2 separate regions of the Homo sapiens genome follow, and region 2 is linked to region 1. Evidence: chromatin loops called from intact Hi-C (ENCODE). Cell type or tissue: B cell. All regions are shown on one strand. Links, peaks and the distances in the headings refer to the core of each region. The heading gives the core; the rest is flanking DNA. Region 1 has its middle 4.5 kb from the start of DDX47. Region 2 has its middle 180 kb from the start of GRIN2B.

The links. A loop is a pair of places that touch in the nucleus more often than their neighbours do. Peaks named below come from ENCODE experiments on the same cell type or tissue, not always from the same donor. Only the 100,000 strongest peaks of a DNase experiment are listed, where the experiment ranks them.
Region 2: it touches region 1 in a loop (6-fold over the local background); 1 of 110 quality-filtered maps calls a loop at or near these places.

The regions. Positions count from the first base shown.
Region 1 is chr12:12,806,626-12,811,018 of GRCh38, forward strand. No RefSeq gene overlaps it. Among named protein-coding and RNA genes, the nearest start is that of DDX47, 4.5 kb to the right of the region's middle. In B cell, for the core only: no CTCF peak of the experiment used is centred there; DNase peaks (open chromatin) are centred at 1,766, 2,256 and 2,736; H3K4me3 peaks cover 1,310 bases; H3K27ac peaks cover 2,925 bases.
Region 2 is chr12:14,154,910-14,159,302 of GRCh38, forward strand. No RefSeq gene overlaps it. Among named protein-coding and RNA genes, the nearest start is that of GRIN2B, 180 kb to the left of the region's middle. In B cell, for the core only: no CTCF peak of the experiment used is centred there; DNase peaks (open chromatin) are centred at 892 and 2,482; H3K27ac peaks cover 2,993 bases.

The DNA.
Region 1 (4,393 bases), core at 179-4,178:
GGGGAATCGCTCGAATCTGGGAGGCTGAGGTTGCAGTTAGCCGAGATCTCGCTACTGCACTCCAGCCTGGGCAACAAGAGCGAAACTCCATCTCGAAAACACAAACAAACAAATAAGCAAACAAACATTAAAAAAAAGAAAATGTTTCAAATTAAAAGCCAAAAGAAAAAGAAATCAACAAATAACAAGGACTAGTTATTTTTTCTCTCTCGACGAGAATTGGTTAGATAACTAAGTAAATTGTACTTGAACTGTCTCTTTTCTAGATTTTATGTAGACTGCTGTCTTCTCTCTCTGCCTGCATTATTACATCATCTGTGTATGTCCTTTCTTCATCTGAACATACATATTCATAACAAGTTACCACTCACAAGTCTAAAGATAATTTCCTGACTGATTACATTTTGCATGGGCTCCTTCTTGAATAAAGGGCACTTTGTCATAAGTGAGCTAGCTTCCTCCAAAATAGACTTCTGGGTATGCAACTTCTCGGCCATTTCGTGTGGAAACTGATAACCAGTTTTTGTTTGAGTCCTCCACAGAACTCTTGTCCCTAAGTTGGGGGCTCACTTTACTTTTGCACCAGGAACCACCAACATCCCAGCCTGCTCACCTCCACAGTGGTCCTGGGTTCCTGGCCTGGGCAGGCTTCCTCCACGTTCCTCACACCCTTCCCTTATCTGTGGGGTGCCGTAGACAGAATGCCTAGAGCCACAATGCTTTTACATATCTCCAAAAACAGGTTTTCATTTCTTTCAAAATCAAAAGAAGGCCAGGGCAGGGCGCGGTGGCTTATGCCTGTAATCCCAGCACTTTGGGAGACTGAAGCAGGTGGATCACTTGAGATCAGGAGCTTGAGACTACCCTGGCCAACATGGTGAAATCCCACCTCTACTAAAAGTACAAAAATTAGCTGGGCATGGTGGCACGTGCCTGTAGTCCCAGCTACTTGGGAGGCAAAGGTTGCAATGAGCTGAGATCATGCCACTGTCCTCCAGCCTGGGCAACAGAGTGAGACCTCATCTCAAAAAAAAAAAAAAAGGAGGGGGGGCCAGGTGGCTCACACCTGTAATCCCAGTGCTTTGGGAGGCCGAGGTGGGAGGATCACTTGAGTCCAGGAGTTCAAGGTTGCAGTGGCACAATCAGAACTCACTGTACTCCAGCCTGGGCAACAGAGAGAGCCTGTTTCTAAAAACTAAAAAAAAAAAAAAAATTTGTTAACTCGGAGAACAAGTTTTAATACATAACATTAATATATTTATCTGTATACTAATGCAGTTGTAAAATATAATTTTTAATACTTTTTTGTGGAAGAAGAGGTGCATGAAGGCAAAGGAGTCTGGGGCTCATGAAAACCTTTGAGTAAGATGGGGTCAGGCCCTTCGACCTCTCCTTCTGGAGCCCATATATTGTTTCGGGCTTGCTTTTCCTCCCTCATCATTTAGAGTGTTTATTTAGATTTCCTCTTTAACCTTTCTCATTGTTCTGAAAGTACAGGATATGACGTGGCTCAGTGACTAGAATGGACCTCTATTATTTCCATTCCCAGAGTATAAATATCCAAACTGCTTCAACCTGATAGGAATAGTCAAAAGCAGACAATCATCTCGGCTACTGCAGGCTTTCCTCTTTGGAACCCACCTATGGTCATCCTGTCAGTCTGACATGAATCTGGTCACTGGGGTAGGTGCTGTTCCAAGGCCCAAACTTTGCTGGCAGGAACAGACTAAAGAACTGAGCAGCGCTGACGCTGCTGTCACTGCATGCCACATCCTCTTCACGGCCCTCGATACCCTGGGGACACTGACACCAGAGGAAGTTTTAAAAACAGCCTGTGTCTGAATTATCCAAGAACAAACAGAAAAGACTTGCTTGGCTAAAATCAACAGGGTTTGATGTTACAACTGCAGTTGAAAGGCTTAAATCGGTTCTCTTTAAAGCAGCAGGCACCCCCAGACATCTTATGGGTGATTCCTTTTCTTTTCTGTAACGCATTCGAACAAAACTCAGGTAACTTTAGAAGGTATATGATATGCAAATTTATAGACCTTCCAGTTGTTTCCATCTGAGTCCCCTTTTCAGGCTTTTTATCTCTGCTTCCCCTTGCTCCCCAATCAGGATCCTCTCCTCTCAGCTCTTCTTTCCCATTCCACTCTCCTAAATGCAATCACAGGATGAGTCAAGGGGAAGCAAAATAAATACTGCAGCTGCTTTCTCTCTTTGTTTTTACAGAAAAGTCTGTGTGGCTGCTTTTGAAGAAGAAAGCTGCTTTCGATTATGTAAGATGATGCTCTCTTTGGTAAAAGTTTTGGTCTGGTCTCAAGAGACTTGGCTTTTTTTTTTTTTCTTTTTGAGACGGAGTCTTGCTCTGTTGCCCAGGCTGGAGTGCAGTGGCATGATCTCGGCTTGCTGCGACCTCCACCTCCCAGGTTCAAGCAATTCTCCTGCTTCAGCCTCCCGAGTAGCTGGGATTACAGGCTCACAATACCACACCCAGCTAATTTTTGTATTTTTAGTAGAGACGGGGTTTCACCATGATGACCAGGCTGGTCTTGAACTCCTGACCTCAGGTGATCCATCTACCTCAGCCTTCCAGATTGCTGGCATTACAGGTGTGAACCATTGCCCCCAGTCTAAGAGGCTTGGCTTCTATTCTTGTCTCTTGTGATCTTTACTCTTTCTTTACTCTTGTGTCTCTTTACTCTCTGGGACTAGAGTTCCTCCTCTGTCAAAAGAGGAATACAAACTCCCCAGCCGGTCTATGTAACAGAGAAGAGGAAGAGGAAGAGCCCAATTTAGCTGGGTAGATTCTCTTTGGGAGAAGTTGACTTCCCCTTATCCCAAAGCATATGTATTGACTTTGGAGACCATCTAGAGTGGCCCAATTCCAAGTCATAGGAGAATGAGATGGTAGCCATGAGGAGGGCTAAATAGAGAGATGGAATGCCTTAGACTGGGCTAGCATAATTGTATGCCTGTGACTGCCCAATAGAATCAATTTCAGGGTGACCTGTTGTCTTATGCAGTGTGTATTTTCTCTCCTTTCCTGTAACTTGGAGTGAACTAATGTAAAAAGACCAAAGTCCCCAGCCTATTCTGCAGCAGTGTAATCTTTTTTTACTACATATATATGTGTATATATATATATATATACATATATATATAAAATTAAAAAATATATATTTTAGACAGAGTCTCACTCTGTTGCCCAGGCTGGTGTGCAGTGGCACGACCTCGACTCACTGCAACCTCTGCCTCCCAGGTTCAAGCTATTCTCCTACCTCAGCCTCCAAAGTAGCTGGGATTACAGGTGTCCGCAATTATGCCTGGCTAATTTTTGTATTTTTAGTAGAGACAGGATTTCACCATGTTGGCTAGGCTGGTCTTGAACTCCTGACCTCAAATGATCCACCTGCCTTGGCATCCCAAAGTGCTGGGATTATAGGTGTGAGCCACTGTGCCCGGCCAGGAATGTAATCTTAAATATGGAAAAACCTCACTCCCTAAAAAACAAAGAGTGAAGTCCTCTCTGGTCTGCTATGGTTCCTGATCCCAATGCTTTGCTGTTTTACTTCAGCCAGGCAGCATTTCCAGAGCATCCACTTCTTGCCAGGGCCTGTGCTTAGAGCCAGGGGTATGAAGATCATCCCTTGTCTCTTAGATTGTTGGGGACCAGCCTCAACACCACCCGTAGGGTACCCAAAGTCCGGTGGCAACAAAGGAATGAGAAGAGACAGGTTAAGAGTGCATAAAGAGTGGGGGCCGGGGGGCCAATTGCAAAATGGAGGCTGCAAAAGGCCCAGAGTTCTGGTCTTCACTCTATTTATTGAGTACAATCCCTTAGATCTAAGAAGCAGATGTTTAGGGTGAAACAGTGAAAGGGAGGCAGTATGTCATAGGCGTAATCTATAGCAATGGCTGTTTAAATGAGTCTCCTTTGTTCTCAAACAGCATATCTTTAACTTATCGAAGAGTAGCTAGTGGGAGTGGGCTTAACTAGGAGCCTGAACGTCTGTCCACATTTCAATGCTTCAAAGGAGTGTCTTTCTCCTTGAACACAGTGTTTATAGATAAGAGAGCAGGTTGCGCTCAGAGCATGGGAACATAATGGCGATAAGAAGGCTTTCCTCCTCAGAGGCCTTTTGTGACTTGCCACAACTTATTGTCCCATATTTTTATGGCCCGTTTATGCAGGCACCCCACAAGCCCTTTTCCCAACATAGATCAGGGGTCCCCAGCCTCTGGGCCATGGACTGGTGCCAGTCCGTGGCCCGTTAGGAGCTGAGTTGCACAGCAGGAGGTGAGTAGCAGGTGAGCAAGCATTACTACCTGAGCTCCGCCTCCTGGTAAATCAGCTGCGGCATTAGATTCGCTTGGGAGCACAATCCCTATT
Region 2 (4,393 bases), core at 123-4,122, 1.3 Mb after region 1:
GGCTGAGGCAGGAGAATCACTTGAACCCGGGAGGCAGAGGTTGCAATGAGCCGCGATCACCCCACTGCACTCCAGCCTGGGCAACAGAGCCAGACTCTGTCTCAAAAAAAAAAAAAAAACAAAGCCTAAGGCAAATAATTTTTGGCTAAGTCCCCAAAAGCAATTGCAACAAAAACAAAAATTGACAAGTGGGACCTAAACTAAAGAACTGCTGCACAGCAAAAGAAACTATCAACAGAGTAAACAGACAACCTACAGAATGGGAGAAAATATTCACAAACTATGCATCTCACAAACATCTAATATTCAGAGTCTATATGGAGCTAAAACAAATCAACAAGCAAAAAACAAATAACCCCATTAGAAAATAGGCAAAGGACATGAACACTTTTCAAAAGAAGACATACAAGAGGCCAACAAACATGAAAAATGCTCAGCATCACTAATCATCAGAGAAGAGCAAATCAAAACCATAATGAGGTACTATCTCAGACCAGCCAGAATGGCTATTATTAAAAGTCAAAAAATGGCCAGGCGCAGTGGCTCACGCCTGTAATCCCAACACTCTGAGAGGCCAAGGCGGGCGGATCACTTGAGGTCAGGAGTTCGAGACCAGCCTGGCCAACGTGGTGAAACCACATCTCTACTAAAAATACAAAAATTAGCTGAGCATAGTGGCACATACGTGTAATCCCAACTACTTGGGAGGCTGAGGCAGGAGAATCGCTTGAACCTGGGAGGCGGAGGTTGCAGTGAGCTGGGATCGCACAACTGCACTCCACCCTGGGTGACAGACCAAGACTCCCTCTCAAAAAGAAAAAAAAAAAAAAAAAGGTCAAAAAACAACAGATGCTGACAAGGCAGCAGAGAAAGAGGAACACTTAGACACTGCGGGTGGGAATGTCAATTAGTTTGGCCACTATAGAAAGCAGTTCGGAGATTTCTCAAAGAACTTAAAACAGAGATACCATCTGACCCCACAACCCCATTACTGGGTATATACCCAAAGAAAAGTAGATCATTACACCAAAGGACACATGCACTGGTATGTTCATCACTGTGCTATTCACAATAGCAAAGACATGGAATCAACCTAGGTGCCCATCAATGGTGGATCAGATAAAGAAAATGTGGTACATATACACCATGGAATGAATACTACACAGCCATGAAAAAGAATGAAATCATGTCCTTTGCAGCAACATGGTTGGAGCTGGAGGTCATTATCCTGAGTGAATTAATGCAGGAACAGAAAACCAAATACCACTTGTTCTCACTTATTGGTGGGAACTAAACATTGAGCACACACGGACAAACATGGACACTGTGGACTACTAGAGAGGGGAGGCAAGGGAAGAGTGGTGTGTGAGTTGAAAAACTACCTATTGGCTACTATGCTCACAACCTGGGTTCAAACCTGCACATGCACCCTCCACATTTAAAATAAAAGTTAAAATTTAAAAATTAAATAATGCAAACATATAGGAAGAAGGAGGAGGAGGAGGAAGAGGAAGAAGAGGAGGAGGAAGAGGAGGAAGAAAAAGAAGGAGAAGGAGGAGGAGGAGGAGAAGAAGCCACCGCCTAAGGCCACTGGGCTTGCTGACCTGCCCCAGAGCAAGAGAAGGAGCACCAAGGAGCAGGACTCAGGGGTATAGCTCGATGGGGGAGGGGCACAGATGATTCCCTTGGGTCTCTGTTTCCTGAGGCATGCAGAAGATGGATTCTACAATTTGCTGCAGACCCTCAGTAGGGAACCTTGGAGGACAGATGTCCTCAATACCAATGCCAACAGAGCACCTGGGATGGAGCCTTATCAGGAGCATCTAAAGTCATTCCCAGTACTACCAGTGGCAAACCACTACCCTTCAAGCAACCAGCCAGACAGTGAGAATGATTAAAAGAAACGTGGGGAGGTGCCACCATCTGCATCCCTCAGCCTTGTTCCTGACTCAGTCTCAGGGAGGTAAGCAATGGAGGAAGGAGGGAGATGGAAAGAGCAGGTGATGACAGCCACCCTGTTGACCTAAAGAAAGAAATAAAGGCACAATTAACATAGAGAGTTTATTTGCGCCAAGGTTGAGGATGGCTACCTGGGACACACATTTAAGCTGCCTTGAGGAGTGCTTCTATTTAGTCTTTGTTACAAGCAGGTTTTTAAAGGCAAAAGGGGAGAAGGAGTGGGCAGATACAAAGTTGTTAGACAGGAATTCTCACTGATTTATGGAATTAACATTGGTTAGTGATTGGCTTTACGTTGTTGAACTACAGTGTATGAGTTATGATGTCCAGTGCAATGCATTTTATGGCTACTTGGCATCAGTTACTCTAGAGCCCACAGAGCAGGTGGCTTTAAGATGAAATGATTTAGCTCAAAGGGAAGTGAAACATGACTGCTGTCACACACTGTCACAATTCAATGCTTCACTGGGCCTGATAATTAAAGAGGGTTCACTCCCTTCCTCTAGGCCCCTGAAACCTGAACTGGAGAGAGGAGTGAGAGAGCTTTGAATTAAGCATCAGACAGATGTTTGTTATGATTTGAATGTATGCATCCCTCCAAAATTCATATGTTAGCAGCTAATACACAAGGTGATGGTATTAGAAAGTGGGGCCATCGGAGGGTGATTAAGTCATAAGGACTTCACCTTTATGAATGAGATTTTGTGCTTACAAAAGGGCTTGAGGAAGTGAGTTTGCCCCTTCTTCTCTTCTGCTATGTGAGGACATAGAGTTTGTCCTCATCAAAAGATGCAGCAACAGGGCACCATCTTGAAAGCAGAGAGAGAAATTTTACCAGACATCAAATCTGAGAGATTTGTTTGGTGTTACGTATAGATGATGTCTGGTAATTAATGAGACAACAGAATGTTGTAGGATTTGCTGTCTTGGCTACTGTAACTCATACTACACATCTACAAGACTGTTGTTTAAATAAAATGTAGATAATTAATTCTCAATTTGCTTATAAACTGAGTAATGTTGTACTATAATGTGAACCCAAGAACATGTTGGAAAACATCCACTGAAAAATATATAACACTAAGAAAATTGCTGTGATAACAAACCTACAATTCTGGCCAAATAGAGCAGATATGTTGTTATTTGTGGTAAATCTAATAAAGCAGGTTATTTGAGCTTATTTGTGTTGCTACTGTAGAAAGTAGAATCTCCACTCTCTCAAAAATGTTTAACCAGTATATACAAAGTAATTCGTCACCAAAAGCAACTGTCTTATTTTAATATTCAAATTTTCTGCTTGTTTCTCCTTTACTAAATTTAAAACTCTTTATTGAATACATTCTCAGAGCAATTCTACTTTCTACCAAATCTGCCAGCAACTTGGTCTTGGACTTCCCAGCCTCCAGAACTGCGAAAAATATATTTCTTTTTCCGTTTTTCTTTTTTCTTCTTTCTTTTTTGAGATGGAGTCTTGCTCTGTCAGCAAGCTGGAGTGCAGTGGCGTGATCTCGGCTCACTGCAACCTCCACCTCCTGGGTTCAAGCGATTCTCCTGCCTCAGCTTCCCGAATAACTGGGACTACAGGCACGTGACACTATCCCCAGCTAATTTGTGTATTTTTTAGTAGAGATGGGGTTTCACCATGTTGGCCAGGATGGCCTCAATCTCTTGACCTTGTGATCTGCCTGCCTCTGCCTCCCAAAGTGCTGCGATTACAGGCATGAGCCACTGCGCCTGCCCATATTTCTGTTATTTATAAATTATCCACTCTCAGTATTTTGTTATAGCAGCAGGAACAGATTAAGATAATGTTTTAAAATGAAGAGGACTAGGGCTCACAAACTGAAACAAGACTATTCTGAATAGCCCAAAGTGACCAAAGTAAAAGAAATCAGACTGAACTACCATTAAGGGAGCTGGTTCCCAAGAGAAAGTGGTGACTTGGCAGAGAAAAGTTGGTGGAAGTTATTGGACAAATCAATCATTCAGATTTACACCACAATGAGTTGAGTCAGTTTTAAAAACAAGTTGCATAATGTGGAGATGTGTGCCAGTGTCCCCCAGTATGCTTTCTACCGATTCTTTTATAGATTTGCAAATAGATTTGCAATTCTCAGCTGAGCAAATGTCCACTGAGAATCAAGAATACACTTTCTATCCTGCATTGCAGCTAGGTCTGAACATTTGACTAATTCTAGACAATGGAATATACATGGAGACACCCTGTAGTTTGGAGACCTCCTTTAAAAGCCATGATCTAATACCCTTTGCTTTCCCCATCCACTTTCTTCTTCAAGCATTCTTACACACTACTTCTTAAGATGTGAAGTTAGTGACTGGAGCTATAGCTAGCGTTTGGGATCATGAGGATAATGGTCACAGCCTCAAGATGACAGAAGCGCAACTAAGAATTCAGAATTCTTGGAAAATTTTC